2 separate regions of the Homo sapiens genome follow, and region 1 is linked to region 2. A link is an interaction called in ENCODE POLR2A ChIA-PET data of the cell type or tissue named here. Cell type or tissue: PC-9. All regions are shown on one strand. Each heading gives the region's core, and the rest is flanking DNA. Links, peaks and the distances in the headings are about the cores only. Region 1 overlaps PAX8 (paired box 8). Region 2 overlaps ACTR3-AS1 (ACTR3 antisense RNA 1).

What was found. Peaks named below come from ENCODE experiments on the same cell type or tissue, not always from the same donor. Only the 100,000 strongest peaks of a DNase experiment are listed, where the experiment ranks them.
Region 1: POLR2A ChIA-PET joins it to region 2 with 17 read pairs; 1 of 35 experiments calls an interaction of 5 or more read pairs at or near these places.

The regions. Positions count from the first base shown.
Region 1 is chr2:113,239,671-113,242,584 of GRCh38, forward strand. PAX8 (paired box 8) reads right to left here. Exons shown (of 12, transcript NM_003466.4): 6 at 2,338-2,460; 7 at 1,881-2,056. The region is part of intron 1 of PAX8-AS1 (PAX8 antisense RNA 1); the gene reads left to right. Among named protein-coding and RNA genes, the nearest start is that of PAX8-AS1, 4.9 kb to the left of the region's middle. RefSeq lists an enhancer at 1,250-2,449. In PC-9, for the core only: no CTCF peak of the experiment used is centred there; DNase peaks (open chromatin) are centred at 931 and 1,451; H3K4me3 peaks cover 634 bases; H3K27ac peaks cover 2,500 bases.
Region 2 is chr2:113,832,459-113,835,372 of GRCh38, forward strand. The region is part of intron 3 of ACTR3-AS1 (ACTR3 antisense RNA 1); the gene reads right to left. Among named protein-coding and RNA genes, the nearest start is that of ACTR3, 56 kb to the right of the region's middle. In PC-9, for the core only: no CTCF peak of the experiment used is centred there; a DNase peak (open chromatin) is centred at 1,763.

The sequences.
Region 1 (2,914 bases), core at 120-2,619, 590 kb before region 2:
GACCTCAGTCTCCTCATCTGAAAGATGAGTGGTTGGAGAAGTTTAATGGTTTTCAAATGCTTTTTTTTTCAGTCTTCAAATAAGTGTTTACGTAGAAGCACCATATCTGAAACAGGTGACAGTGGACCAGTCTGAATGAAATGAGGGTTGGCAGGCCTGAGCTCCAAAACCTTCTGATTGCCCAAGCCCTCCTTGTCTTGCTTGGATTATCTCCACACAAATGGAGAAACTGGACAAGGTGGTCATGGAGGTCCCTGAAAGCTCAAAGACTTTCTCATTCCAGGATTCCCCATGTTCATATGCCAGCATGGCATGGGGGTGCTCTGTAGTCAAGCAGGGTCCTTTGGGGGGCTTAGGGATGGAGCCAGGAAATGGCTCTGGGACTCAGCGGGTGTCCAGAGTCTCATCAGCAGGGTTTCTTTACTTTCACTGAGTGGCTGGTGCCTGCACACTGAGTTTTGCAGGCTTACTCTCACAGAGTGAGCTTCCTGCAGGCCCCCCACTGCAACCCCTTTCCTTCCTGGAGCTGTGTGCTGACTGGTGCGTGAGCACCCCAGGCCCTCTCCCCATGCTGCTGATGGTCAGCTTTCTCTGCACGCTCGTGGTTGCCACAGTCAACGCTGATAAAATTGCTGATGCAGATTGCCTGCCCAGCTGCGAGTGCTGGCACGGGACCAGCAGCCCAGACGGTCACTGGAAGTGGTTGGGCTGATTATTGGCATCATCTCCATTGTCCTACTCGGTTCTTAAAGGCATATGGACTTGCCTCACTCCTACAGCAAATGACGGCATGGGCAAAGAGGGGCAACAGACCCACCCTGAAGACACTCCTCATCTGGTTGACTTGGCAGGGTTAAGGGAAAAAGATGTGATGACTAGGAGCTGAGAGCTTAGTGGTTCTGCCAGAGCTGCAGAGTCTTTGTTGGCCTCAGGGTGGGACCTCTCACATCTCTGTCAGCTTTTCACGGACACCAACCTGTTATGATTCATTTCACCTGTCCTGAGCACTAGCAAGAAAAATTCGCTGTAGCTTGTGATGTATTATTCTGGATTTCTCAACTCATTCATTTGTTCATTCATTCACTATACCATTACTGTCTATTATAAGGGGGGCACAATGGTAGGTGCTGGGAATAAAAACGATGTTTAACGTTTCATGAGGCTTCCCTGTCCTTAAGGAGTCCGCGTGTCTTTGTACCTGTCTGTCTGCTAGATTATTAAGTGACACTGTGAGAAGCTACTGAGAGCAGCATGTGGGACATGCAGAAGGGCAAGAGGCAGGAGAGATGATTCATGTCGGAGGGGCAGGGGAGGACTGACGGAGAGGGTGATGTTTGGCTGAGTCATGAAGGCTAGTGGTATTTTTCCATGCAGAGAAGTGGGAGGAAAGGCATTCTGTGTGGAGGGCACACAGTGTGCAAGGGCAGAGAGGTGTGAGCGAGGGTGGTGAGCTCGGGGCCATGAGTAATGCAAGAGCATGGGGTGTGCAGGATGAGTGGCCAAAGGTGGGGCTAGGAAATAGTGGCTGAGGTCATTATGTGAAGGCTTTGTGCTACTGCTTCAGAGTTGTGGAACGTGATGTTGCAATCTGGGAAAGACGCTGATGGCAAGGGATAGCATCATCAGGTTGTGCTGCCATCCCTGAAAGGCCCAGGCTCAAAGGTTTTGGGTGAAGGAAGCCAGGAGGGTTAGAAAGGGAGGAAGATGCCAGGGCATCTGGTAAAATAAAGCATGTGTCAGGCTTGGAGTTGCATAAGGCAGGTGCCCTGAGCCCATTGATGCAACTTCCAGCTGCTTTGATGGAGCACAGGCTCATTTGGAGAATAGACCTTCTCTGGCCCTTGCCCACCCTGTTCACCTCCCAGGGCCCAGCTTCTCACCTGCTCGCCTTTGGTGTGGCTGGGGGAGGCATAGGCCTCTGGGTAGTGCTGCCGCTCAAATGGGCACTCGAGCGGCTCGAGGTGGTGCTGGCTGAAGGCATCCGTGCGAAGGTGCTTTCGGGGTCCGCTGCTGCTGCTCTGTGAGTCAATGCTTAGTCGGCAGCTATCCTGATCACCTGGTACCCCCCGGGAAGGAAGAAAGCTTTTAGGGGACCTATCTATTCATGCTCTAGGCCAAAGTAGAGGACTGACTCCAAGCTGACTCACTGTGGAGGGAGAAAAAGGGCCAGCCACGTGGGCCCAGGAGCCTTGGCCAACTGAGGGACAGGACATGTGACAGTCACATGCAGAGCCCCTACAAAGTCCCATATCATAAGTGGAAGGGTTTCTGTCCCCATCAAAGCCTGAGCAAACTGCTCTCGTGCACCGCCCGCTGCCCTCCTGTCCCAGCACTCACTGTCATCCATTTTCCTCTTGTCGCTGCCAGGCTGAGCGATGCCCAGGAGCCCATTGATGGAGTAGGTGGAGCCCAGGGAATCCGACTGGGGTGACTCCGGGGGAGTTACAGCTGAGCTGGGGACTGCAGTGGGGGAGAGGGAGAGGGTCAGGGGTGGGAGTGACACCCCTCACAGCCCTGGGTGACTCTGGGGTAGTTACAGTTGAGCTGGGGACTGCAGGGGCTGGGGGAGAGGGAGAGGAGCAAGGGGTGGGACACCCCTTACAGCCCTGGGGTGACTCTGGGGGGACTGCGGTGGTGGGAAGAGGGAGAGGGTCAGGGAGTGAGAGTGACACCCCTCACAGTCCCTGCTGACACTGTGCAGGAGGCAGCAAGCCGAACCATGGACTGAGCCCTGGAGGGGCTCAGGTCCTTCCTCCAGGGGGCCTCCTGGTGGGAGGGATTCTTGGAGTTAGAGCTGTCTCAAGTGTTTGCACCTCTCCATAGTTCAGTGAATCTGCCCTGGGAACAGGCCAGACTTCGTCGCAGTGGCACAACTCAGTCTACACATGGGTTTGTGAATGGTACTGTGCACAGC
Region 2 (2,914 bases), core at 275-2,774:
GCTGGGTGTGGTGGCACACACCTGTAATCCCAGCTCCTTGGGAGGCTGAGGCAGGAGAATCACTAGAACCCGGGAGGCAGAGGTTGCAGTGAGCTGAGAGCACACTACTGCACTCCAGCATGGGCGACAGAACAAACCTCTGTCTCAAAAAAAAACAAACTTTCTTTCATTTTATTGCTAAATAAATTTTTTTGGTATTAAACTTTTTATTTTAACTATTATTATATAGTAATTTTGATTTTTTAAATTTTATTTATTTATTTATTTTGAGACAGGGTCTCATTCTGTCACCCAGGCTGGAGTGCAGTGGCACGATCTCGGCTCCCTGCAACCTCGGCTTCCCAGCTTCAAGCAATTCTCCTGCCTCAGCCTCTGCAGTACCTGGGATTACAGGCACATGCCACTACGCCCGGCTAATATGATGGCCGATGAATGTATCATCATCCTTAACATCTTAAAAGTTAATGTATTTATTAAATTGAGGTATAATTTATATACCATAAAATTAACCACTTTACTTTGGTTTTGAAAAAGAAGAAATGGATCACGTGATAATCCTCATCCTATAAAAAGATAACCTTTAAGCTGGAAACAGATTTCTGAACATGCCATGTTTGTCTAACTTTCTCTGGCTTCCTGCCCCTTGTTCTTCTGCCTTTGGAGAAAAAAAATCAAATTATTTCTATATTTGGAGAATTGTTCAGTACAAGTTCCTTCTCCATCTGCTTGCACTGATGTTATTAAAAAATGTTCACTCTTTTCTATTGATTTCATATTGGCTCTCTAACATTCTACATAGTATTTTTATTAATTAATTTTTTAAAGATAGGAATACTCATATTTTGCACAAAACACAAAGTGAAATACTGGAAATACTGAGGTAAGTCTCCCTTACCCTCTCTCTTCCAGCAACTCAGTTCCTTTCTGAGGCCAAAATTTTCTCAACTTTCTTAGGCATCATTAGAGAGCTATCCTATTAATTTACAAATATATACATATACCAATGTATACAAATATATGTATATAAACATATACAGAAGTATACAAATATATGTGTATATGTGCATACAAAATATAGATAGGTGCATAATAAAATAAATGCATATACATACATACACATATACCTTTTCCCACACACAAATAGGGGCATATTCTACCAAATGTTCTATGCTTTACTTTTTTCTGTTAATAATAACCCTATTCTTGGGATTCTTTCCAGAAAAGTACATTTATAGGAATCTATTGTGTCCATTTTACTATATTTTAAAAGTATATCATAATTTACTTAAAACCATCCCATTACTGGCCGGGTGCAGTGGCTCACACCTGTAATCCCAGCACTTTGGGAGGCCGAGGCAGGCGAATCACGAGGTCAGCAGTTCCAGACCAGCCTGGCCAACATGGTGAAACCCCGTCTCTACTAAAAATACAAAGATTAGCCAGGCATGGTAGCGGGCGCCTGTAATCCCAGCTACTCCAGAGGCTGAGGCAGGAGAATCACTTGAACCCAGGAGGCGGAGGGTACAGTGAGCTGAGACCGCGCCATTGTACTGCAGCCTGGGTGACAGAGGGAGACTCCATCTCAAAAAAAAAAAAAAAAAAAAATCCCATTACTGTTATGTACATTGCTTCCAAACTCTGCCCTTACAATGTCTTTTTTCTTTTTTTCTTTTGAGATAGAGTCTAAGTCTGTCGCCCAGGCTAGAGGGCAAAGGTATGAGCTCAGCTCACTGCAATTTCCACCTCCCAGGTTGAAGCGATTCTCTTGCCTCACTCTCCTGAATAGCTGGGATTACAGGTATGTGCCACCACGCCCGACTAATTTTTGTATTTTTAGCAGAGACGAGGTTTCACCATGTTGCCCAGGCTGGTCTGGAACTTCTGACCTCAAGTGATCTGCCCACCTCGGCCTCCCAAAGTGCTGAAATTACAGGTTTGTGCCACTACGCCTGGCCTGCTGCCCTTATAATGAATACGCAATTTTATTTAAACCATTTCACACATGTGAAACCAACTCTGTAGGACAATTGCTTATAAGCGGAATTTTTGATCAAAAAGTATGTACGTTTCTGCTTTTGAAGGGTATTGCCAAATTATCCTTCAGGGAAATTGCATCAATGTGCACTCTGTTAGCAATGGAGCACAAAGTTTCTACATAGTCTATGTATACGTAGTAACTATTATAACATAGTTTCAGACTAATTAATAATAAATATTCAATGATTAATATCAGGAAATTAGCATTAATGGTTTCTCAATCTTTATTTTCACAACATTAACATTTTTGAAGAGTGTTGGCCAGTTATGTCAAAGAATAGCCTTCAATTTGGGCCTGTTTTTTTCTGTAAAACAAAGAACCAGAGGGGGCGGGGCAGCATAAAAAAACAAAACAAAGAAACAAAAAAACAACAAACAGCCAACTGCAGGTGGGAGGCGGTGGCTCATGCCTGTAATCCCAGCACTTTGGGAGGCCGAGGCGGGCGGATCACCTGAGGTTGGGAGGTTGAGACCAGCCTGACCAACATGGAGAAACCCTGTCTCTACTAAAATGCAAAATTAGCTGGGCGTGGCAGCACATGCCTGTAATCCTAACTACTCGGGAGGCCGAGGCAGGAGAATCCCTTGAACCTGGGAGGCAGAGGTTGCAGTGAGCCGAGACTGTGCCACTGCACTCCAGCCTTGGCAACAGAGTGAAATCCGTCTCAAAAAAAAAAAAAAAAAGAGAGAGAGAGAGAAAGAAAGAGACAGTGAACGAGGACAAACAACTGTGCATGTGTATTTCCAGACCATTTTCAATTGGAATAAAAAATCCGACCTTTTCTGAATCCAAAGCCCTTCTTGATAATGAATATTCACTGTCGCCCTCCATATGCAAATAGCAAAGTTATATGATTATATGTATACTATAAAACAA